Linked DNA regions of Homo sapiens: all the other regions are linked to region 2. The links are chromatin loops, found by intact Hi-C in ENCODE. Cell type or tissue: heart right ventricle. All regions are shown on one strand. Region 1 holds the start of TRH-GTG1-6 (tRNA-His (anticodon GTG) 1-6). Region 2 overlaps LURAP1L-AS1 (LURAP1L antisense RNA 1). Region 3 holds the start of SNORD137 (small nucleolar RNA, C/D box 137).

Evidence for each region. Peaks named below come from ENCODE experiments on the same cell type or tissue, not always from the same donor. Only the 100,000 strongest peaks of a DNase experiment are listed, where the experiment ranks them.
Region 1: a loop joins it to region 2, with 4 times the contacts of the local background. A loop is called at or near these places in 4 of 110 quality-filtered maps.
Region 3: a loop joins it to region 2, with 2.5 times the contacts of the local background. A loop is called at or near these places in 17 of 110 quality-filtered maps.

Annotation. Positions count from the first base shown.
Region 1 is chr9:14,429,159-14,437,158 of GRCh38, reverse strand. TRH-GTG1-6 (tRNA-His (anticodon GTG) 1-6) reads left to right here and starts at 3,148; the gene lies at 3,148-3,219. It also overlaps a transcript of NFIB not described here. In heart right ventricle, a CTCF peak has its summit at 3,077 (motif pointing right); a DNase peak (open chromatin) is centred at 3,199; H3K27ac peaks cover 5,726 bases.
Region 2 is chr9:12,720,204-12,728,203 of GRCh38, reverse strand. All of the region lies in intron 3 of LURAP1L-AS1 (LURAP1L antisense RNA 1), which reads left to right. Among named protein-coding and RNA genes, the nearest start is that of TYRP1, 31 kb to the right of the region's middle. In heart right ventricle, a CTCF peak has its summit at 4,359 (motif pointing left); no DNase peak of the experiment used is centred here.
Region 3 is chr9:12,969,377-12,977,376 of GRCh38, reverse strand. It overlaps SNORD137 (small nucleolar RNA, C/D box 137), which reads left to right and starts at 4,744; the gene lies at 4,744-4,822. It also overlaps the pseudogene PRDX1P1. In heart right ventricle, no CTCF peak of the experiment used is centred here; a DNase peak (open chromatin) is centred at 4,456; H3K27ac peaks cover 1,442 bases.

The DNA.
Region 1 (8,000 bases), 1.7 Mb before region 2:
AGCTCATCTAGCCCAATTTACCTTACCTTTCTGATGAGGAAATAGAGACACAGAGAGGTCAAGTGACTAGTCCAAGGTCACACACAGAGAAGGGTTGGAGAAAGAACTGGAATCCAGACAAAGCAGGCCACTTTCTTCTCTGTCTCTTTCTCTCTCCTCCCTCTCTCTCGTAATGCCTTCCTGCCTTTCTCAACTTCAACCTCATTTGAAAACTTTTAAGGAAATTTCCTTCCGGGGTGCCAGCTCATATATTATCTCTATTCATCTGTGTCTCAGTCACTAGACTATAAATTGTGTGAAATCATGATCCATTTCTGTTTTCTTCTCCACTGAATCCTTAAGATTCAGAAAAAATAACTGAACTATAGTAGATCCCAAGTCTTTGTGAGTCATGAATAAATTAGTGGGAGAGTGATAATAATGTCACTATTGATATAGCACAATCAGAGAAAAAGAATAATCAGGTGGTAGGTTGCCAAGAAGTTGCAAATGCCATCAGAAACCATGTTTTGGTCCCATGGGTTTTTCCTTTTGTAGTGAGTCACAGGTATTTGGCGCTGTGGAAGAAATCTGAATGCGTATCCTAAGAAGACAGTGAATGTGCAGGAGAAATTTGGTAACTGTTCAAAAGTCCATCTCACTCTAACAGGCAAGAACCTTTCAGAGTCTATCCACACAATGACTGACATCAAGTAAAGGAGAAGCCCATACAGATGCCAAATGAAAGCCTTACCTGGTGAACACTTCTCTGTGTCAGGGTTTTGCTCCCCAGTCATGTGTGTCTTGAGGCACACAGCCTCACAGAGTTCTCCAAGCTGAGATTCACCACTAGTGGCATGGCTGGAAGTCCTGAGTGATGTTCACCTAAGATTTCCAGCTCTCTGCTTTCCAGGCATATGGCAGGGATGCACTGCCTGGGACTTTTATAACAGGCTGAGGCCATGGAACCAGATCTAGCCAGTGAGTTGTAAGAAGAGATTTTCATTGCTGGTTCAGGAATCTGCAGAGCTCTTTCCATTTGCCAAAGCAATGAGCAGAGTTCATGACAGTGGTTGTTACCTTAACCTGGCTGCCTGAGTGAGGAGACAGAGAGCAGGGCCATGCAATAAATGTGGATCAGCGCAAGGGAAGGAAAGCCTTCCTTATTCCAAGCCACTAAGATTTGCACATTGTCACATAGTATGACCTAAGCCGACAGATCCAATGTGTGAAGTAATTTAAGGAGTTACCTAATGGGTGTGGCATTTAATAGTATTAAAATCTGTGAAGAGAAAGTTATTCCTTTTTCAAATCTTTTGTGGTCATTCGGAAGAGTCCAGAAGAAGCCTGGTTCTGAGGCCGATGAGGTTTTAACAGATCTGCCCACCTTCCTTTTAAACACAGAGCAGAACTTGAGCTCGGAGCTTACAGTGTCTGCTAGGATTTAATTCTATTGGTTTGTTTTCACATTTTGTTTTAGAGTGACCTCTATTTATGGAATGTGTTACTATGTTTTTAAATATATGGAATGTTGTAAACTTTCATTTGAAAATTTTGTATTTAAATTATAGTAATGTAACTAACATTTCCACTGTGCTTACTATGTGACAGACCTATTTTAGGTTGACATGTACTTATCTGTTTAACCCTCATAATAATCCTATGAAGTAGTTGCTATTTTTATCTCCACTTAATAGATGAGAAAACAGAGGCACAGAGGTTAATAAGCAGCCCAAGTTGCCCCAGTTAGTAAGTGATAGAGCCAGAATTCAAATCCAGATAGTCTGGTTCCACAATTTGTATGCTATGAGTTGATCTTTTACAAATATTATTTCTCCTGTGGTTCAGTTGGTACATGGCCACAGCAAAAATTATGAAGGTGGTACATGAATGATTATATTTTAGGAAACAATTATGTCCTCTTTTGTCGAGCAGGAGATTTGGTTTGCCCTCTTGCCACAGGTGAACTTTCACCAGACTCACCCACATGTATTCCTCTTCAGGCCAGAGAATGCCTTGCCTGGTTCCTGCATAGGGCATGCATGGCTCAGGAGCAGGAACTCCAAGCAAGAATCTTCTATGTGGCCATAGACGGAAGATGTATTTGTGAGAGATGGAAGAAAAAGAAAAGGGGCTATAGATGATCAGATGGGAGTGAGTGAGTGAACATTTATGTGAAACTTTTCTCTTCAGAGATATCCTCCTTCTAGAAGCCTTAGAGCTGTGGGCACCCAATCAATACATGCATGAGGTTCTTGCCACCCACATACAGTGCCAGCTAGCTCCAGCTGTTCCCAGGTCCTCTCTGTATAGAGGAATTAAAGGAGGCACCCTGATAACAATCCATTGATTAGGTATTCCTGTGCATTTTGTTTTAAGATTTTCAGCCCTTGGAATATCTTGTGTAGACTACTTACTACTTCAAGTTTTACAGCAAAGAAATCTAAAATCAATTTCCTCTTGAAACTTATCTAGCATAGAACACTCCAGTTTCTTTGTGTGGTGGCTCACTAATGTTATTGGGAAGCTTTTCTTGCTGAGATGATTCTGGCTTTAAGGCCTATAGCTATTCTGGCGGGGAGAAAACTAGCTTCAAGGATCAATGAGTTTGAAAGGGATCCTTTCCTCAGTCAGGATATACTGACTTTGGCTTCCCCTAGTAGGAAAAGCAAGTCTTTTTGAGTCTCTGCAGTCCCCATTTTGTTCTTGCTATATTTTTTATTGTTGTGCTGCCTAAGCAAATGGAAATAAGGCTAGTGGTGAAAAGATGCACAAAAGAGGCTCAGACTCATATGTTATTCAATGCAGCATTATTTGGTGGTGGTTGGGGTGGGAAATCCATATCCATTATTGATTAAACATAGGAAGTGTGAGTCAACAGACTGGTATCTCTTAGTCTTGTTACCTTCATCACCATTTCCTGGACAGCAAACCCAGTGAATCCTCTCCTATCACAACTTTCCCAATCAGCCCAGAAGACAATGCTCATTTTATTTTCAAGGAATTTATTATTGTTCCTCTAAATAATTAGAAATTACGGGAACACAGCTTCTCTTTCCAAATATTAAGAAAATGTACGTATTTAGGCAATAGATGGCAGTGTTTCCACAAATTTTAATATTGCAATAGCTCTTAGAGAAAGCTTAGTGCTCAGCTCTTCAGTAGCTTGCCGTGATCGTATAGTGGTTAGTACTCTGCGTTGTGGCCGCAGCAACCTCGGTTCGAATCCGAGTCACGGCAGGAGGGGAGAAGGTTTTTGGAAGAGAACGAGGCTGATCCCAAGCTGTATTACATCTAAACAACATTTGCAACCAGACATGCAATCATGAAAATCAATAAAACAGAAAGCATTATGAATATTTTCAACTTCAGGGAGATGACATATGCAGAGTGACTTTATTAATGCACTAATCCTGTTGCAAGTGTGTTGTGTGTGGGGTTTTTTATTTGCACTGATGGGTAATATGATAAAACTGGAGTGTAGTGGGCATGTAATTATTATTAATTACAACTACTTAAGTTCTGCTTTGAGCAGACTCGTCAAGTCTGCTTGCTTTTGAGCCTTGCCAGGGCTATACAGTAATAACAACCCTGAATTATTTGGAAAGATGTCAGCAGTAGATGTGGAAATCCTGTTTAACCAGGCATGAATTGTTGTTGGGAGGGTTTTTTCAGGATGACAGAGAGAAAATGAACTGTCCCTTATCAGTAATTGCAGGAAACATTTTGTTTCTATGATATGAACTGGCTGTAATTTAACTTTCCTGCATCATTGGATAATGTAAGAAGCCAGTTGTTGCTCAAAACGAAAATCTCTGAAGTGGGCATTTGGGTCTGATAAAGGGCATATTATAAGTAGACAATGGGGCTCAAACAATAAATAATGTCCATATATGGCAAAAAAATTTTTAATGACATTTTCCAAAAGACTGGGGTTTGTATTGTAAGTGGTTAAATGTCGAATTAATGTGAGAAACACAGCTTTAATGGGCCTTTCTCCAGGACTTAAAAACATGGACAATACAGCCTGAAAATGTCAACTGTAAGTATGTTATAATGAGGTTTTACTGCTCCAAAATTATACCCCACTATGTTTTAAATAAGGGGTCACCAGAAGGTGTTTTTTAATGCCCCTAACCCCTGTCTCACAGACAGCCTAGCAAAAATTCATATTTGTTATTTATGTAATACTAAAAATATTTTCAAATAAAAATATGTGCACAAACTAGAAACAGAATCTATCAAGTTCTTTCAGAGCCAGCAAATTCTTAGAAGTAATATTCTAGAAAAACTGCAATAAATATCTCTTCTCCCTTTCCAAGAAAAGATCAGTCTCTGATTATGGACCCAAAAATATTGGCCTCATAGCATTATGAAGTAAGTAAAATGTGCTTATGTCCTCTTTCAATACCCACTTTCAAGACTATTTTCTACTCTGAGGTCTCCTCTTCCTAAATATGGCAAATTCCCCAGTCCTCACCCCTTGCCCCTTATCCCCCACAAATTGTGCTTTCCCTTCTCCAAAGAGTTTAACCTAGGCTTTGCCTCAAGTCTGCAAGTCCTTCTCAGCTGCCTGGTACTAATACTGTTTCAAGAAGACAGCTGAATTGCAATTGTTCTTACATTAAAACAGAATAAGCCCATCTATGGTTATTTGTATTAAGAGGCTGAAAGTGCAATGAATTTCTCATTTGAAGAAGGAGATTGTGTTGGTCAGAATTCAATGGTCACAAGCTAAAGAAACAACATGTACTGATTTAGAGAGAACCATGTACCCAGGAATGGGTGTAGCAGGGGCTTAAGAAACAATTGGAACTAGGGAATAAAAGATGACCAGAACCAACTATCTCCATCTCACCCCATATTTCTTTCTGAATGTTGCCTTTATTCTCTGAGACTGACTTCTACATGGCAAGAAACATGGCAGCCAGCAGCAACTCCTGCCTTTTATATCTGAAGCATTGTCTCCAGCAGGAGATTACCTTAGTTACTGCTCAAAAAATACTAGGGAAGGATCTTATTGGCTTACCTTTGGTCAGGTGTCCATCACTGGACCAATCAACTGTGTACATGGGGAGAGATATATGTAGCATACAAGAGAGCCTCTCCATTGTCTTGAGGCCAGTCTCACAGTAAGAGCATTGCTAGCCCCAGAGACACCTCAGTTGTCTCCCTCAGAAGCTTTTCCCACTGCATGAGTCAGGCACACCATTTGGTGGCTACTTCCACCAACCCATGAGTTCAGTTGCCAAACTACTAACAAATTTACTGCCTTGTTTAAAAGAAAAGCAGTGGGGGAGGGGAAGTCAGAATATGACAATCAATCTGGACTCAACTTTCTGCATAGGGACACAGGGCAACTGCTTGGACCAGGGGAGCACTTCCTGTTTTCTCTCCTCTGTCTCACCAAGAGAGGCCTTTTTCCCCTGGATGACAGTGCTCCCAACTTAGCTAGGAAAGAGCACAAAACCTTCCTGACTCTACCAAATAAATCAACTTGAATTTGGGCAAGTTATCTAAGCTCTCACAGTAAAAAAAAAAAAAAACAAAACAAAAAATGGTGGAGAGAGGGGAGATGATATTACCTTGATAATTAAAAGAATAATATACAAACAAACAGAAGCCACTTAGAACAGGAGCACATGGTAGAAATGCAACACTGGTGCCTGGCAGGCATGCAACAAATCATATTTCTTCTTACTATTTTAAGGCTGCCTTGTGCACTCACCCACCATCCAGCCTCCATTGATAGACTCTCTAGAGTGAGTTTTCCATTAGCAAAAGGACTCTTTACCATTGACTTCAGAAGTTTTTTTTTAAAAAATGTGATTAAGTAGACTACAATCCAGGGGTAGAAGAAGAGTCAGGATCTACTGAGTGGCCAGATCCATGTCCAAGTTTGCAGTCCTGGTTCACTCTTCATGAGGTTATTGTGACTGAGTGTCATAATAACCAATGGTTGTTTTCATCAACAAAGAGTTTGCTGACATTGGGTTTCCTTCTTGCTGTTGTTAAAATGTGTTTTTACTCTAAAACCAACACAACATTGAGTTAGTTTTCAGAAATGTTAAAGCCCAAGTTATGAGAGAAAATTCTAATTTTGAATTACATTGAGAAATTATCTGCTTTTAAATTTTGTAGAATCATTTGAGAAATATCTCAAAGGCCCCATTATTTCCATGCCCATATTGTCTATATTTTATACCAAACGTAATACCTGTTCATGAAACATCAGGGAGACTATGATATAATCTTACAAAAACTGTCTCTCCAAAATGTCAATTATAAAGCATTTCAGGGCCGGACGTGGTGGCTCACACCTGTAATTCCAGCACTTTGGGAGGCCGAGGTGGCTGGATCACTTGAGGTCATGAGTTCAAGACCAGCCTGGCCAAAATGACAAAACCCCCTCTCTACGAAAAATAAAAAAATTAGCCAGGCAAGATGGTGAGTGCCTGTCATCCCAGCTACTTGGGAGGCGGAGGCATGAGACTCACTTGAACCTGGGAGGCAGAGGTTGCAGTAAGCTGAGATCGTGCCACTGCACTCCAGCCTGGGTGACAGGATGAGGCTGTGTCTCAAATAAATAAATAAATAAATAAATAGCATTTCAGGGAAAAGGCAAGCCATTCTCAAACTAGATTCCTTGACAAGTCTTTAATGAGGAAACATTAGAAAAAGGACAGAATCCTGATTTTGATCACATGGCTTTGACAACTGTAGTTTTCACCAGTTGCATTGTCATTCCCTGGATCCGTTTATTCAAATTATAACATCATTTGCTCATTGAAAAGTCAGGAAAGCTTTTTTTTTTTCTTTTCTTCCTCAGAGTCAACTACCATGGCAAGAAGAAGTCTTAATTCGCTGTATAATCTGTTATTTTCTGTCCCTCGTGTTGGTGTAGCAGCAGTCAGTGATCTACTAGAGTTTGTTCAAGCAAAAAAAATTTTACCCATGTAACTGTAATTGAGTACCTGAATTAAAAATTCAGAACTACATATGCTTGCTTTATTACCATAAGCTTATGGCTTTACCTAAATGCCTCTTTCTTGCTTGCTCCCTCCAGTATAGTGGGTCAGAGTTATCTTCTTAATCTCCACCATTAACCTATTGAATTGGAAAGGGTTTATATTACAATATTTTCTATGCCTACATTTTAGTGAGCTTTCATAAATAAAGGAAATTAACATTTATTTTCTGATTAAGTCATAAATTGAATTCAAAGTAAATTAGTCATACAATGAATACTCTCTTATTTAAAAACCAACATCTATTCCCAAATTATGAAGAATAAGTGGTTTTTTTCCAATAAAAATATGCCAATGCATAGAAAATAATTTATTACATCAGAATCTGAATGGATGGAATTCACTTTCAGGGAGTACTGCTGGCCAGAGAGGTTGTTGCTGCAGGCCCCATGGTAGCAGTGGTGGGGAGGCGGCGCTCCTAAGGTGCAGGACACTGGAGCAGCAGTGGACCCAGAGTGTCAGCTGGTGGTGGCTTTGCGAAAAGAAAGTGCTTACCCACCAACAGCTGCTGCAATTTCATCCACAGGATCCGAGAATTGAGGGATGATGAAGGGACTATTTCTTCCCTCTGTAGCTCAGCCATAGGAAGCATGAGACATTGACAATTCTGCCGGTGCTCCTAACTGTTATGTTATCACTTAACTAGTAACATCACCCTTAAAAGCTGAAGATCTGTGGCAAGGCCTGGAAATGTGGGCCTTGCAGGGAGGAAAATTCTGACAAAAGCTAAATCTGAGACAAAGCTTTTCTAAAGAGACCTGGATTCAGATCCTGCCTTTGCCACTCTTGACTCCTTGACTTTGGACTTGACCTCTTTGTACTTTGGTTTCTTAGCAAACCGGAGAGATTATGTGAATTAGGTAAGGGGATGTATATCTGGTGTGAATCCTGATGACCAGTACTCCCCTTCCCTTCCTTTCCTTTCCAGAGCCATAATCTTTGTTCTATGTTCTTTGTACGGACTTCCCAGCATACCAAAGTCAACCAAAAATA
Region 2 (8,000 bases):
TTCATTCATTTCTATTACCTACTGGTCCCTGTAGACATTTGACTCTTAATATGACTTGGTGGGGCTCAACACAACAAGGTTATTTGGGGACTTGTTTATTAAACATGAGTTGTTTTTTATATTCAAGTTTCCTATATAATACATTTTTAGGGACCAAGACCCACGCCTTACATATATTTGTAAACTCCTAGTACCTTATGCCCAGTAAGCTTGTAATATATTATTTGTTGAACGAATTGAAGCAATAAACAAATAAATAAAACCCTTGCCACATTCTATAAATTCTTTACTTAAGAAAGGGGTTTGATAGTCTATTTGATTAGTTGACTAAAGAAAGCAATTTAGAAAACCATATTTGTAGACAAATAAGAAAAGAGTGTTAGGGATCATGATGACTGAACAGGTCCTGCGTCATTGTAGAATTTCAGCAAAGTGGCTGATTTTTAAAGATGATTTATGAGATCTGGCCTGGCATTGCACTAAGAAACATTATTTGCTTACTAAAAATTTTGATGTCTTTTCTTCTGTCCTTTTTGCTAGTAGAAATGCACTTTACCATCTGTCAAGACAGTGACAAAAATGCTGAAAACCTCATGATAGAGCCATCGCTTTTGAAAAATGCTAGTAGTTATGTCAAGCTGGGACAGTGAAATTTTGGAAACTATTAACAGAGGTCGTTTTCAATTTCCATATTTAATTTTGTAAAGAAAGAAACTATAGTATCATTTTAGCTTTCTCCACAACATTACCTAAAATTTTAGTTGCTGTTAGTGAGGAAAGAAAACAGCTGGGATAACAAGTGAAATAACTTTTGTTGGAAGAAAATTTCAGAAAGTAACTACTACTTGTGGTATGTTCTATGAACACTCATAACTACCAAAAGATAGGCTAGAATTTAAAACACATTCACGTTTCTTACATATATTAAACGTATTTATATGTGTGGAATGATAAGGTGGAGAAATCTAGATGTATGCATAAGAGCTGTAAAGTTGGGGTTGCCATTTTTTTTTTTGAAATGGGGTCTCACTATGTTGCCCAGGCTGGCCGTCAACTGCTGGGCTCAAGTGATCCTCCCACCTCGGCCTTGTAAAGTGCTTGGATTACAGGTATGAGCCCAGGGTTGCCATTTTAACAAGGATTTCCTAGTTAAACAATTTCTTTCCTTTAATTATCCATAACCTGTCAGCCTTGTGGAAATGTGAAATGGGAGTGGCAGAGTATCTAACACAGAACTGTGCTGATAAAGTCAGTATTACCTTGGTCTCATAGTATGAACTTTGGAACTACATTATGTATCATTTAATGATGAGAATATGTTCTGAGAAATGCATCTTTAGGCAATTTTGTCATCAAGTGAATATCATAGACTGTACTTACACAAATCTAGAGGGTCTAGTCTACTATACACCTAAGCTATATGATAAAGCCAAGTGCTCCTACGCTACAGACCTGTATTGCACGTTACTCTACTGAATACTGTAGGCAGCTGTGTATTTAAACATAGAAAACGCACAGTAAAAATACAGTATAAAATATTTGTAAAACAGTACACCTGTAAAGGCACTTAGCATGAATGAAGCCTTACAGGACTAAAAGTTGCTCTGAGTGAGTGACTGGTGAATGTGAAGTGAATGTGAAGTCTTAGTATATTACTGTATGCTACTGTAGACTTTCTAAATATTGTATGCTTAGGCTACACGAAATTTAAAAAAAATTTATTTCTCAATAGTAAATTAACCTTAGCTAACTATAACTTTAATTAATTAATTTTTCAATTTTTAAAAATTATTTAGACTTTTGTAATAATATTTATCTTAAGACACAAATATTTTTATAAAAGCACAAACATCTTTTTTCCTTTTATCCTTATTCTATAAAACTTTTACTATTTTTAAAATATTTAAGTTTTTTTTTTTTTTTACTTTTAAGCTTTTGTGTTAAAACCTAAGACACAAACACACACATTAGCCTAGGCACACAGGGTCAGGATCATCAATATCACTGCCTTCTACCTCCATATCTTGTCCCACTGGAAGTTCTTTAGGGCAATAACACATATGGAGCTGTTAGTCACCTCCTATGATAACACTGCCTTCTTCTGAGGCTGTTTTGCTGTTAACCTTTTTTTTATATAAGTAGGAGTACCTTCCAAAATAATGACAAAAAGTATAGTATAATCAATACATAAACCAATAACATAGTTGTTTATTATCGTCAAGTATTATATACTGTATATAATTATATGTGCTATATTTTTATATGGCTGGCAGCACAGTAGATTTGTTTACACAAGTATCACCACAAACACGTGAATAATGTGTTGTACTAAGACCTTAAGAGGTCTATGATGTCACTAGGCCATAGGAATTTTTCAGTTCTATTATAATCATGTGGGGCCATCATGGTATATGCCATCTGTCATTGACCAAAACGTTCTTATGTGGTGCATGACTTTATATAATTTGGGCATACATATTTCCCTCTGAATAAAATCTCTGCTACTTGATGTTACTTGGCCTCTCTGAGCTCCATTTTATCTATAACATTAGAATAAATGTACTTAGAAATGAACTTCAGCATGATTGAGAGGTATATATAAAATGATGGAGGCCGGGCGCGGTGGCTCACGCCTGTAATCCCAGCACTTTGGGAGGCCAAGGCGGGCGGGTCACGAGATCAAGAGATCGAGACCACGGTGAAACCCCGTCTCTACTAAAAATACAACAAATTAGCCGGGCATGGTGGTGGGCGCCTGTAGTCCCAGCTACTGGGGAGGCTGAGGCAGGAGAACGGCGTGAACCCGGGAGGCGGAGCTTGCAGTGAGCCGAGATCGCGCCACTGCACTCCAGCCTGGGTGACAGAGCGAGACTCCATCTCAAAAAAAAAAAAAAAAGATGGACTTAGTGTACCCCCAAACCCCTATCCATCCCCCTCAAGGTTTTTGGAGGTTTTATACTTCCTCCACCCTCCTCTTTTCAAAATCTGTTTAAGGGGACGGATTCTAGTAAGATCACTCATACTTAGATGCAAATAAGACTTCAAGAGTCACCTGCCTAAGCATGTGTTTACCAGGTGTCAAAGGTTTTAAATCAAAAGAATGAATCTTTAACTGTGGAATTTTAGGAATTAATTACTTATTGGGGGAGATATTTATTTGTTCAGATATTCAATTCCCTATGCTTTTGTGTTCCAACCATAGAAGTGGTAAGCAGTCTGCTAGCTAGACTAGCCAGCAACCAACTGGACAAGGTGAATACTAAGGAATATTAAAAAGGGATACTTTTCTACGTAGTCATGTTTTTATTTAAATACACACACACACACACGCACACACACATACACACCACACACACACGCAGGTTTCTTGTTTCATCTATGGCTACCTAATATGGATTGCTAGAGGTTTATTTTATAGCTGAGAAAAATGAGGCTTAGGTGACATACATCAAAACGTGGGGGAAACAGATCCAAACCCAAGTAGTCTATTGAAGTAAAAAAAAAAGCAGCTTAAAATATTTAAACTTTAAGACCAGATGAAATTCCCATTTCTTGACCCCTCCTACTGTCTCTAATAGTTATTATTGTCACCAGATTCTCAGTTTCTTCTTTGTGCTGGATACTTTAAATGTATTATAAATTGCATAATGTCCAATCCTTCACAACATAGTTTAAAGACAAGCATTATTATCAAGTTTTCATACTGTAGGCAGTGAATGTCAGAGGGTTCATATTGTACTGGGCAAGAACTCCTTGCTCATAAACCCCCCAAATTTTTCCATCCTCCTGTCTCACTAGTTGGGAATATACTTGAATTATCCCAACGATCAGAATTCACATTTTTCTTTAATTAAAAATTTTTAGAGACAGCATCTCACTCTGACCCAGGCTGTTCTTCCTACCTCAGCCTTTCAAGAGCTGGGACTACTACTACCGCCACGCCCAACTAATACCAAGAATTGAAGTTCAGTGTCACATCTACTTTTGAAAATCTTTGGGTGATAACACTATGGATGAAAAGGGTACAAGGTCCCTTTTATTTAGGAAGATCTACTCTAACCACTGCCCACTAATTTAATATTTTTTCAACTATGTTTTTGTAAAGATTGTAAAGGAAATATCAACTTGTCCGCTGACAGTTTGCACTAGTATAAATGGGTAGCTGGGAGAACAGCTTCACTCTACACAGGCACATACACGTGACTGGAGTTCAATATATTATTATATATATATTCGATATATATATATTCTAAAATAATGACATACCTATATATCTATACTGAACACCATCCTTGCATTAAGTTCCTATTTTTGTGATTTGCTCTCTATTGAGAATAAAATATTGCCACCTTGTGGAAGTTAGAAGTTGTGAAATCAGTGCCTTCCAAGTTCACTCAGTTTTGTTCAATTTGATAAATATCAATTTGCTTCCATCCTGTCTTAGATCATCTGCAGGGTATCTGGTCACAAAAATAAGTAAGACATGGTTTCTGCCCACCAAGAACACAATATCACAAGCATGAAGGTGTGGAAACTGTCAAGGATACGCCTTGGACAAATTGCATTGCAAAGGACTGCACCCAGCAAGGTCATGAGGGAAGTTTATGTGGAGTGAATGACTCTTGCCTGGTGGACTACTGAGAAGTAGTTAGGTGGATAAACAGTAGACTAGCGGGAACAGCATGAACAATAGCCTGGAAGTATGAAGACGTATGGGTCTTTCAGAGAAGCAAACATTTCATAGGCTTAGAACTTAAAATTTGGGAAGAGGAAGAGACAGAAGATGAGCTTGCCAAATTATCACAGACTGGTCCCAGAAGGCATAAAATACCATGTTGAGATTGTCCTTTACTCTGTTAAGTGAGGCAGGGAGATAGTTAAGATTTAGTAAATCAAGCCTTGGAAGAGAGGAGCATTGTTTGGAGGCAGTGAGAAAACTATGGTGGATCAGGCTTCAGTTCTATCAGTGAAGGAGAGGCAGGACAGAGGAAGTTACAGAAAGGCCGTGTGGTATTGGACTCACATTCAGAGACTCTCAAATATAGACATCTAATATTATCTTCAAGTGAAAGTATGCATTCAATCTCAGACAAACACTGACAGTTTTGAAAGAACATATTATCAAACAATTTTAAACTTGTATTTCAATATTAGTCATATTTCCCGTAACGCAGTCTGAATTTTTTATAAGCCCTATAATTTTCTCATGAATAGCACCATTTTACTTGCATTGAAACCATTAGTTCATTCAGTTTAGTATTTAATATATATACAGTGATAACTAACTTAGCATTTTTTTTCAGTATGTTAACATACTGAAAGTTTCAGGAAATGAAAATGTTGTAGGCCTTTTTAAAGGGTTGCAGAGGTCTAGCTAGGCAGTGGTGAAAAATTCGAGAGAGAAGAGACTTGAAAAATATTTGTTGAAGATTCATGAGCAGACATGTTGTATATTCATTATAAAGGTGGGGTGGCCAACTGGCAGATTAAAGAGAAAGGAGGAATCCAAATTGACTGCCTGGTTTCTCCTGAAGTGTCTCATAGATGGTAGCACTTTTAGCTGAGGAGGGATGAGGCATGTTTTATAGGGAAAAGAAATAGTTTCATTTTGGGTATTTGGAATTTGAAAGTCTCGAGAGCTAGTCAAATGGATTTCTCTAGCCAGCAATTAAATATGTGAAATTGAAGCTCATGGCAGTGTCTAAGGCTAAATATAGAGATTCAGGAATTATTAGCCTAGGGAAGGTAATTAAAAGTATGAAAATGGTTGAGATCACTTAAGGAGAGCTTATAGCCTGCAAAGAGCAATAAACTCGGGATGCTCCCTTGGGACTCTTCTTAAATCTGAAAGATGTTTTCACACGGGCAGGTGAGTCAACCTTTCTTGTGCAAGCTGTGACTACTAAAGCCATCTTAATTACATGAACATGTAAAGAAAAGGAAAGCAAACCAATAAACAAACTAGGTTTAGAGGAGGAATTTGAAATTCTCTGCTAATTGGTGAAACCAAAATGTCTATCATAGAAGTATTCTAAGTAGAAATATAGCATAAAAAGATTCCATGTAAAGAGGAGGAAAAATAATTGGAGAGCAGGAAATTTGGGGGAAGATTTATGAGGTAAAAGCAGAATTCTTCAGTCAGTTTTACAGTCTTGATTCAGTGTCTTCTATCATTGCCAGAAAACTGTCTAAGAATAAACTTTTCACAGCAGTTTAATGAAGAAAAATGAAGAATTTGGAACTGGCCTCATTTTTATCTATTGGTAATAACTGAGCCAATTTCTCAAAATGGGCACACAAAGAGAGTATTTATGGTAAGCTCAAAAATGACCCCCGAAGATGTTCAGGTCCTAATACCTGGAACCTGTGAATGTTACCTTATGTGATAAAGTGGACCTCGAAGATGTGATTAAATTAGGGACTTTCAAAGGAAGAGATTATCCTGGATTATTTGGTGGGTGGGTCCTAAATGCAATCACAAATTTTCGCATAAAGTAAAGATGGAGGGAGATTTGACAGAGGCAAAGAAGGCCATGTGACATAAGGACATGTAAGCAGAGTCAGAGAAGATATGATCCTACTGGCTTTGGAGATAGAGAAAGGGCCATGAACCAAGGAATGCAAGGTATGACACTTTCTGTAGAAGCTAGAAAAGGCAAAGAAAAAGACCTCCCGAGACAGTACAGGCCTGACCATGCATGGGTGTCAGCCCGGTGACTTTGTAAAAACAGCTTTCAGAAGTGAAAAAAATAAATTTGTCTTGTTTTAGGCCACTAGGTTTGTTGTAATTTGTTACAGTAGCAAATATAAAACTAAAACAGTACTTTGAACTTATAAAATAATTTCACTAGAGATCTTCAAAGATATTCTTAAAAAAAATTTACTTAAGCAGAATTAAAATTATTTAATGTTTTGACAAAGTACAAAATAAAGTCTCAAAAAAAGTTGACACTGTCCCAACCTTATTCTCTGGAGAACACTGATAGATGAAATTTAATCTTGAACTATGAGAGTGACATGATCAGTTAGGTTAGTCATAAGGTTATGGAAGAAACTTGAGTAGACTAAGAGTTGGTGCCTAAGAAAGGCTAATAATTTGTCACCCATCCAAACTAAGAAATGAATAAATATTCATCCATTATAGTTGGCAGAGTCACTTCCATCATGGTAATTTTTTTTTTTTTTTTTTTTTTTAGTTTTTAGTTATTTCTAAGTTCCTGTCTGTGATCAGAGAGGTACCTGATTTTGCCATAATTGGAGAGGTTTATCTGTGAGGTCATTAGAATTATATTTCTGAATTTTCCAGTGGTGGTTTTCAGACTTTGCTCAGGTAACAGAGTAATGGTAGAGATATGAGACGTAAAGTGCACTGATTGGCTCTTCGGAGGGTAGGGATTGTGCTGGCTTTGAAGTAGGAGCTCTGAAAAGGATCTCAAAGATCCTATCAACTTGGCTTTGCTTCCTGATTGCTCTGTATGTGATTATCTACCTGATCCAGATCTCCAGCGTTTTTTGAGGACTACAATCATACCAGCAGGAATTTAGACACATACATCTATCCATACATTCCTTGTGTGTCATATAAGAATTGGATTGAGGGCTTCATGGAAAACTGACAGAGCTATTTACATTACCTGAGATTTTGATTAACAATAATTTATATGATCTCCTCAGAAACATGTTTTGCTTAAATTACATGTCAAGGTATTTATTTAGAGAAATATGATGTCACAAAATATTCACAACTGTTGAAATAAATAGTCTATACAAGTCTTCATTGTTTTGCTTTGCTTTTTCAGATTTCTGGGGCTTTGACAGTTTTCAAAATAAAGCTTGGAGAAAAATTACAAAATAGGGCGTAATGAATTTCTTAAATACACTGAAACTATCGGTGCAGGCGTGTCACTATTACTTTCCTGGTTTGATCACTGGGAGTCATCCAGTTGATACACAGCCTCCTCAGGAAACTTAATTTGGAGAGAAAATAGAGAAGGATTCTC
Region 3 (8,000 bases), 250 kb before region 2:
CTTTGATGCTGCTTTTGAAAATGTCAACTCTTACTTTTGGAATCAGATTGTCCAGGCATGGAATCCAGAAATAAAAATTGTAAACAACTTGTGTGAAGATTCCTATTGCTGTGGTTTGTATGTTTACATCCCCTCAAAATGTATATGCTGTAATACTCACCCCCAAGATGATGGTATTATAAGGTAGGGCCACTAGGAGGTGATTAGGCCATAGGGGCAGAGCTCTCATGAATGGGCTTAGTACCTTTATGAAAAAGGCCAGAAAGAGACCTCTCTCCTATTTTGCTATGTGAGGACACAGAAAGAAGGCACTAGCTATGAGTCAGAAAGTGGCCCTCAGTGGACACATTCATAAATAATGCTTTACCAGCTATCTGGGCATCCCTCAGTGCAGGCAAGTTAGCACATAAAATTAACCATCACACTTAAATGTACTTTAAAGTTTGATTACCACTGCCTTAGAGCTCAGGGGAAAAATACCTAATTCTTCTTGCATGCATAGCTTCTCAAATGTTTCAATACAGCTCTGCAGATATTTTCCTCCTTATCCTACACCAGCTGAATCTTTACACTCCCTGGACAAATATCCACAGTCCCTCCTACCTTCCTACCTTAAATGAAATGTTTCCACATGCATTTTCCCAAGAAATGTATACACTTTAATATCATATTAAGTAGCATGGGAGTAAATAGTTTTAGCCCTTGTCATCCTCCTACTAATAAGTTTATTCATAAGTTATGTTCATTTTTCCCTTATTTTTCTCATTTTTATGAATAGCTTATATTTTATTTATAAAAATGTAATTAACCCAAGCAGAAAGTTAATATTTTATATTGCAAGTTTTATATAGTTTATAATATTTTTAAAAATTAGTATTATATGTTTTTTATTGAATATGTTCCCATTAAAATGTAGTATGAGTAACATACTAGACTCATTTATAAGGGAGTTGGGGAAAATGTTGCCCTAATTTCTCTCATCTTAAAACTCATTTTTCTCTAAGGGTTCATTCACATGCCTTCTCTAAGTTGATAGTTTTACAAATCCAAGTAATTTCAAAAGATTTTGTGCTTTTGGATTGGTAAAATATTAGGGGTTATAGCTATGTGGGAATTTTTAAATAGGCATCTATTACATTTTTCCTATACTTTGAAATAATATTGGGTTTCAAAGGTTTACTTTAAGTGAACCAATAATCAACATATCTGCAAATGTTATTAAGCCCCTTAAATTCTACTTTACCTTTTTCAGGTGCAGATTATTTTTCAGTAAAATGTATATGGCTCATAATAACCATTTGGTGACATAATGGAACACAATTTCATTATGTGGAAAAATGGGACATTACGTATGCTTTTATTTTGCTTTAAAGGTGGAGGTTGGCATATTATATTTAAATTAAAATTGTTACAGGATAACTTGAATTCTACTCGAATGTAACATTAAGCTGTTATTCTGTTTATTTCTCTTTCTTTAAATCTGCACTAGCCATAAATTTAACTTAACAAAATCATCACATTTTCCACAGAGCAGTCTAGCCCGTCTCTTCCATACCTCAGTTTTTCTTTTCTGCACAGTTCTTCCCCCTAGGTATTTGCTTTTAAATGTTTATGTAGTATCTTGATTGAATTTTTAATATACACTATCGTCTTGTCTGTTTATTTGTTCCTTAAGCTTTGTCCTGTGTTCTATTCAAATGCTAACTCATTTAAAGTGGATCAAAAACATGCATACTTGGCCTAGGCTGGTATTTTCATAATTCCATTCCTCTTAGTTAAGGAGCAGAATCACTGACTTATAAAAAGTTAAAAGCTAGAAGAAAGGATCTGGAGTTGTGGTACCTTATTTTACAACCCAGCTTTGCTGTGTTTCTTGTGAAAGTCCCTGAAATTCTCTGTCTTCGATTTAAAAAAAAAAAAAAGGCTATATAAAAGGATATAGCTATTTCATATAATTGTTGTATGATTCATAAGATAATGTACCTGAAAAGGCCTGGCTTGGTCCTCAATATTACTAGAAAAAATACTATAAACTTTTTTCCTTTTATTGTCTTCAAATATAATTAACCAGTGATGTGTGTGTGTGTGTGTGTGTGTGTGTGTGTGTGTGTATCTCCCTCTTGCCTATCTCTTTCTGGCTCTCTCACTCTTTATATATTTATACACACATATATATATACACACACAGAATATATATCTCTATCGTACACAAATAAACATATACATGTACATATGTATGTGTGTGTAATATATATATCGTATATATGAAACAGCTAATTCTTTGGGCTGGTTTTAGACATAGGTATTTGGCTTTTTGTTCTAATGTTAAATTTCTTCAAGAGTAAACTTCAATTCTGAAAAATGGCAACTTTATGGTCCACTCTGACTGAGAAATGCTTGCTATTGGCAATGAAAGCTGTGTGAAATCTGACAGCCTCACCCCAAGATAAATTTGGGCAGACTTTTTTATTTGACTTAGCCCTCATGAGTGCACACCCATTGAAATGGGTTCCAAAATAGGCAGTGCTTTTTATCACATTTTGCAAACACAGCTTAATTCAGCATAAACTGCCTTGCCTTGCATAGTTTTCGTCCAGATTCATATATAAGATCAATGTTGCTTTAAATTTAGCCCTTGGTTTTCCTGTAAGTTCATGACCTTGTAGAACAAAAATTAAATTCATAAAATTGGCTTTGGCTTCAACTTGGAAGCCAAGCCCGTATTTATGAAAGTTCCCCATTTTCCTAGAAATATTCTATTGTGCTTACTCTCTGGAAGTTTTCAGAAGGCAATATAATTTGGCTAATAAAAACTGAGAAATTATTACTATAGAGAAAAAATGATCACTGTCTTTTAATAATACATTGTGATATAACCTAGCTTTAATTGTGGGACTTTTCATTTCTGATTTTTAAGAACCTGTCCAATAGAGAACACAGAGCAGCAACATCTAACAACAGAAATCAACCCGTGAGGGTCTGAAAACTGGGGGCGCTGTGGCTGTGTTCATGTATTTCCATTGAGGGGGTATGATTGTCATGCTAATGTATACGAAATAATGTATATTAATTAAACTGTATTTCCCCACATTAATAAAATTTGCTGTTACAAATTTAACACTGTAAATACATCAGCTTATAAAATGATATGAAATATAACACCATTATGTAGAGGCAAGAATAGACAATTGTAATTTATGTTACTGAAATGTTTTAATAAAATAGACACACCTTGAAGAATGCCAGTTAGATATTAATTGGTATGCAATTAAGCACTTTCTGGGGGGACAGACTCTCAAAAAGAATAAATAACCTGTATCATGGAACAATAATTGGAGTTCTCTCTACTCCATTGCTTCAGCCTAATGCTGGCAAGAGAGACTCTTTGGCCCACTGCTGGCACTCAGGGCTGAAGAGGTGGTTGAGGCTTCTGGAAAAGGAAGATTATTAGAATGATTGTGCAAGTCTCTTATGGCTTTTGAATACCTCACCCATGTTTGACTCATCAATGCATTTTGGTCACACCAATGATAAATTTAGTGGTTTAGTCATGATAAAAAGACAGGTGCAACGTTATCTTTTGGAAGAAAGAACAATGAGACCCATATAATTTCAATCTTGGATGAAAATCACCAGTTGCTAAAATAAACAAAATGTTTTCAGACCTGGTTCTCATCTCCTTTTATATGCAATTCCCTTAAAAATTGTGCTTTATATTTCTATTATCTACTGTCTCTATGAGCTGACACTGATATAAAATAGTTTTTGATTCTGTTGGTGTCTACAGAACAGTTCCAATTAATTTGAAATAGGAAGTCATATAGCATAAAATATTATTGCTTTCATGTTTCATTAAGAATAACTATCACAGCGTCCTCTTCCTGCCTGGTGTTGGTGGTTTGTTCTCAGAGGCTTGTGTCAGGACTGCTGATAGGAAGATGTCTTCAGGAAACGCTAAAATTGGGCACCCTGCCCCCAACTTCAAAGCCACAGCCATTATGCCAGACAGTCAGTTTAAAGATATCAGCCTGTCTGACTACAAAGGAAATATGTTGTATTCTTCTTTTACCGGCTTGACTTCACTTTTGTGTGCCCCACAGAGAACATTGCTTTCAGTGATACAGAAGAATTTAAGAAATTCAACTGCCAAGTGATTGGTGCTTCTGTGGATTCTCACTTCTGTCAGCTGGCATGGATCCACACCCCTAAGAAACAAGGAGGACTGGGACCCAGGAACATTCCTTTGGCCTCAGACCCGAAGTGCACCATTGCTCAGGATTATGGGATCTTAAAGGCTGAAGAAGGCATCTCATTCAGGGGCCTCTTTATCGTTGATGATATGGGTATTCTTCGGCAGATCACTGTAAATGACCTCCCTGTTGACTGCTCTGTGGATGAGACTTTGAGACTAGTTCAGGCCTTCCAGTTCACTGACAAACATAGGGAAGTGTGCCCAGCTGGCTGGAAACCTGGCAGTGATACTATCAAGACTGATGTCCAAAAGAGCAAAGAATATTTATCCAAGCAGGAGTGAGTGCTGGGCTGTTTTAGTGCCAGGCTGCAGTGGGAACCCCTGAGAACAAAGTCTCTTTTGTGGTTTTTTTTTTCCATGAGTAAAATACAAGACTTCAGATTCAGCCGAACTGTGGTGTGTTACAAGGCAGGCCTTTCCTACAGGGGGTGGAGAGACCAGCCTTTCTTCTTTTGGAAGGGATGGCCTGAGTCGTATTGTGGGGAGGCCACTGATTTGTATGATGTGTCAGTAGAGGGCATCAACCCATTGATCTTTTGTAGTTTGTATTAAACTTGAACTGAGAAAAAAATAAAAGAATATCATAATGTATTTTCTTATATTATTTTATCAGATATTTAAATTACAAATGTAATACATGCTGTTGTCAAAAGCAAAACAAAATAAGTATACTCGAAAAATGGTAAATGGACTGTACTCTTACTCCCTCCAATCAGATTTCTCCAGTATACTCAATGCTTGTAACTTGTTTTAAACTCTTCTGTCTTTATTCCAACAAATAAATACATAACTTTAAAAACATGTAGAGATTTTTTATTTTCTTTTTACAAAAATATGGTTATGCAGTATGCTTTATGTTGGAACTTGCTTTTCTAAAACCAAAGTATCATGTATATACCTCAGTCTTTCTGTAAACAAATGTTTTATAATTTATTCAGCCTGCTTCTATTAGTGGACATGTATGTTTTATCTCTTTTTTTCTATTATTTTCCTTTTCTTTTCCTACTATAATGATGTGTGCATAAACATTCTTTTACAAATATCCTAACATAAAACTCTATATTATTAGACTAGAGTTCCCTAGATGGGATTTCTGGGTCAAAGGATGAGCACATTTTAAATTGTAGTATATTCTTACATGTTCCTTTCATATAATATATTGCATTTTAATTTTTGTTTTATTTTACATAACTGCTTCCTCACTAGGTTGAATTGCCAGAGGGTAAGCACTCTTCTATTTATCTATGTAGTTAGCAACAAACATTTTTTATTTTTTTAAATTCTGAAAATAAAAGGTTTGATTAGTCAGCCATATTAACATGACCGTATTGTTCCTTTTCTACTCCCTTGTACTCCATCTTAATTGAAAACACCTTCCTTAGGACTGAAGCTGTCATTTGTTCTTACCTTTTCTTAACATCCACAACCCCTATAGTGTGTCACAGATCAATGATTTGTTCAATGCTGCCCTATAATCTTAGCTGATTATTTGTGCACTTTTTTGCTGTTGTGAATCCATATTGACCACATTTTCTAAATGATCATTCTGTTCACTGTGTATTGGGGATACAGTTAAAGGTACGAGGCGGTAGCTTTCAACTCGGCCACACATTGGAATCAAATGCTTGGGCTCCACCTATGTCTGATTGAATCAATCTGGGAGGACAGGATGGGAGCCCAGGCAATTGTGTTCTTAAGAATTTCACTAGGTAATTCTGATCCTAAGTAAGGATTAAGACCCATTGGTAGGCCAGGTGCTGTGGCTCACACCTGTAATCCCAGCACTTTGGGAGGCCAAAGTGGGCGGTTCACCTGAGTTCGAGACCAGCCTGGCCAACATGGTGAAACCCCTACTAAAATTCAAAAATTAAAAATACTAAAAATACAAAAATTAACTGGGCATGGTGGCACACACCTGTAATCCCAGCTACTTGGGATGCTGAGGCAGGAGAATCGCTTGAACCTGGGAGGCAGAGGTTGCGGTGAGCTGAGATTGTGACACTATACTCTAGCCTGGACAACAGAGCAAGACTCTGTCAAACGAGAAAAACAAAACAAAACAAAACAAGAACAACCCACTGGTAAAAGAATGAGAGTGGTCTTCTCTTTCTTAAAGTTGCATTTTTCCAGCCTGGTAAATATGGGACTTCCATTCAGACATGGAGTCACAGCCCATGCCATTGTAAATAGTACAAACACAGTTGGCCATATTGAGAGTTGAGATTAGATGGAAACTGGGGGCAAAATGCAAAAAGCAAGAGATTTGATATATGTGTAAACAGATGGAATTGAAGCAAGGTGGGGATATTTTTTGTATCAAGTTGAATAGTGTTCCACCAAAATTCATATCCACCCACAACCTGTGTATGTGACCATATTTGGAAATAGGGTCTTTGCAGATGTAATTAAGTTGAAGTCATACTAGACTGGGGTCAGTCCTAAATCCAGTGACTTGTGTCCTTATAAAGAGAGACACCAAGATACACACACACAGAGAAGAAAGCCATGTGAAGACAAAAGCAGCAATTGGAGTGATGCAGCACTTAGCCAAGGAGGCCCAAGAATGGCTGGAAACTACCAGAAGGTAGAAGAGGCAAGGAAGGATTCTTCCCTAGAGACTTCAGAGAAAGCATGGAGCTGCTGATACCTTGATTTCCAACTTCTAGACTTCAAAATTGTGAGACAACAAATGCCTGGAGTTTTAAGTTATCAAGTTTGTGGTAATCTGTTACAGCATCTCTAGGAAACTACTACAGTTTCCTAATTTTTGTGTGGGTTGCCAAGCAGCAACTTATTGTAGTCTCCCCATACCTTGAGATCATCCTTAAAGGAGAAAATGAAAAGTAGTCATATATCGAAGATTTTTAAAATTTGGAAAGCTCTGTTGTGCTATCTTGCTAAATTATTTTTTAAGTTCTAATAGATTTTTGTTAATTTGTTTGGTTTTCTAGCTATGTAATCACATGCAAATGTTTACATATAATTATATTTCTTCCTTTCAATAATTCTTGCTTTTTTATAGACCAAAAAATTACATTGTACCCCATAAACACACAAAATTGTGATTTGTCAATCAAAAATTAATAAATTAGAAATACAGAACAATTATAAAAATGCATGATTTTCAATTTTGTTTCATGCCTTGTTAATCAGATTGTCAAAGCAATATTGCCTACAAAAGATATAGGGAACACATCTTATTTCTTATTTTATTAGGAATAACATTAGTACTAAATCATATTTATAATGTTAGTCATTTTCCTCTGAATATACATTTTTTGATGTTGAGAAAATGTCTTTCTATTCCATATTTTAGTAGTATCATTATTAGGAATGCAAATTAAATCTTAAGAATAGATTTTTCCATTTATGTTAGTATAATTATTTTTTCTCATTAAACCTGTAAATTATTTTCCTATTTTACATTAAATAAATTTTTGTATCTTTTATTATTATCTTTTAAATATTTTCTCAGGTCAACCTTTTGTTCTTTTCCTAAATCTTTAAAGTCTTTTGGTCTAAACTGGAGAATTAAGTAATTTCTTTTATCATTTTTCTAATGAAAGCATCTGAGTATATAAATTTGTTTCTGATTATAGTCAACAGTACGTAGGTTTGCTATGTAATATTTCTTTTGATTATTTTCTAAATAATCCTTCTGCATTATTTCCTAGAGATTACTTAGGATAGTGTTAAGTGATTTTAGAAAAATTTTTCTCATTTGTTTGTTCATTTATTATATACATTA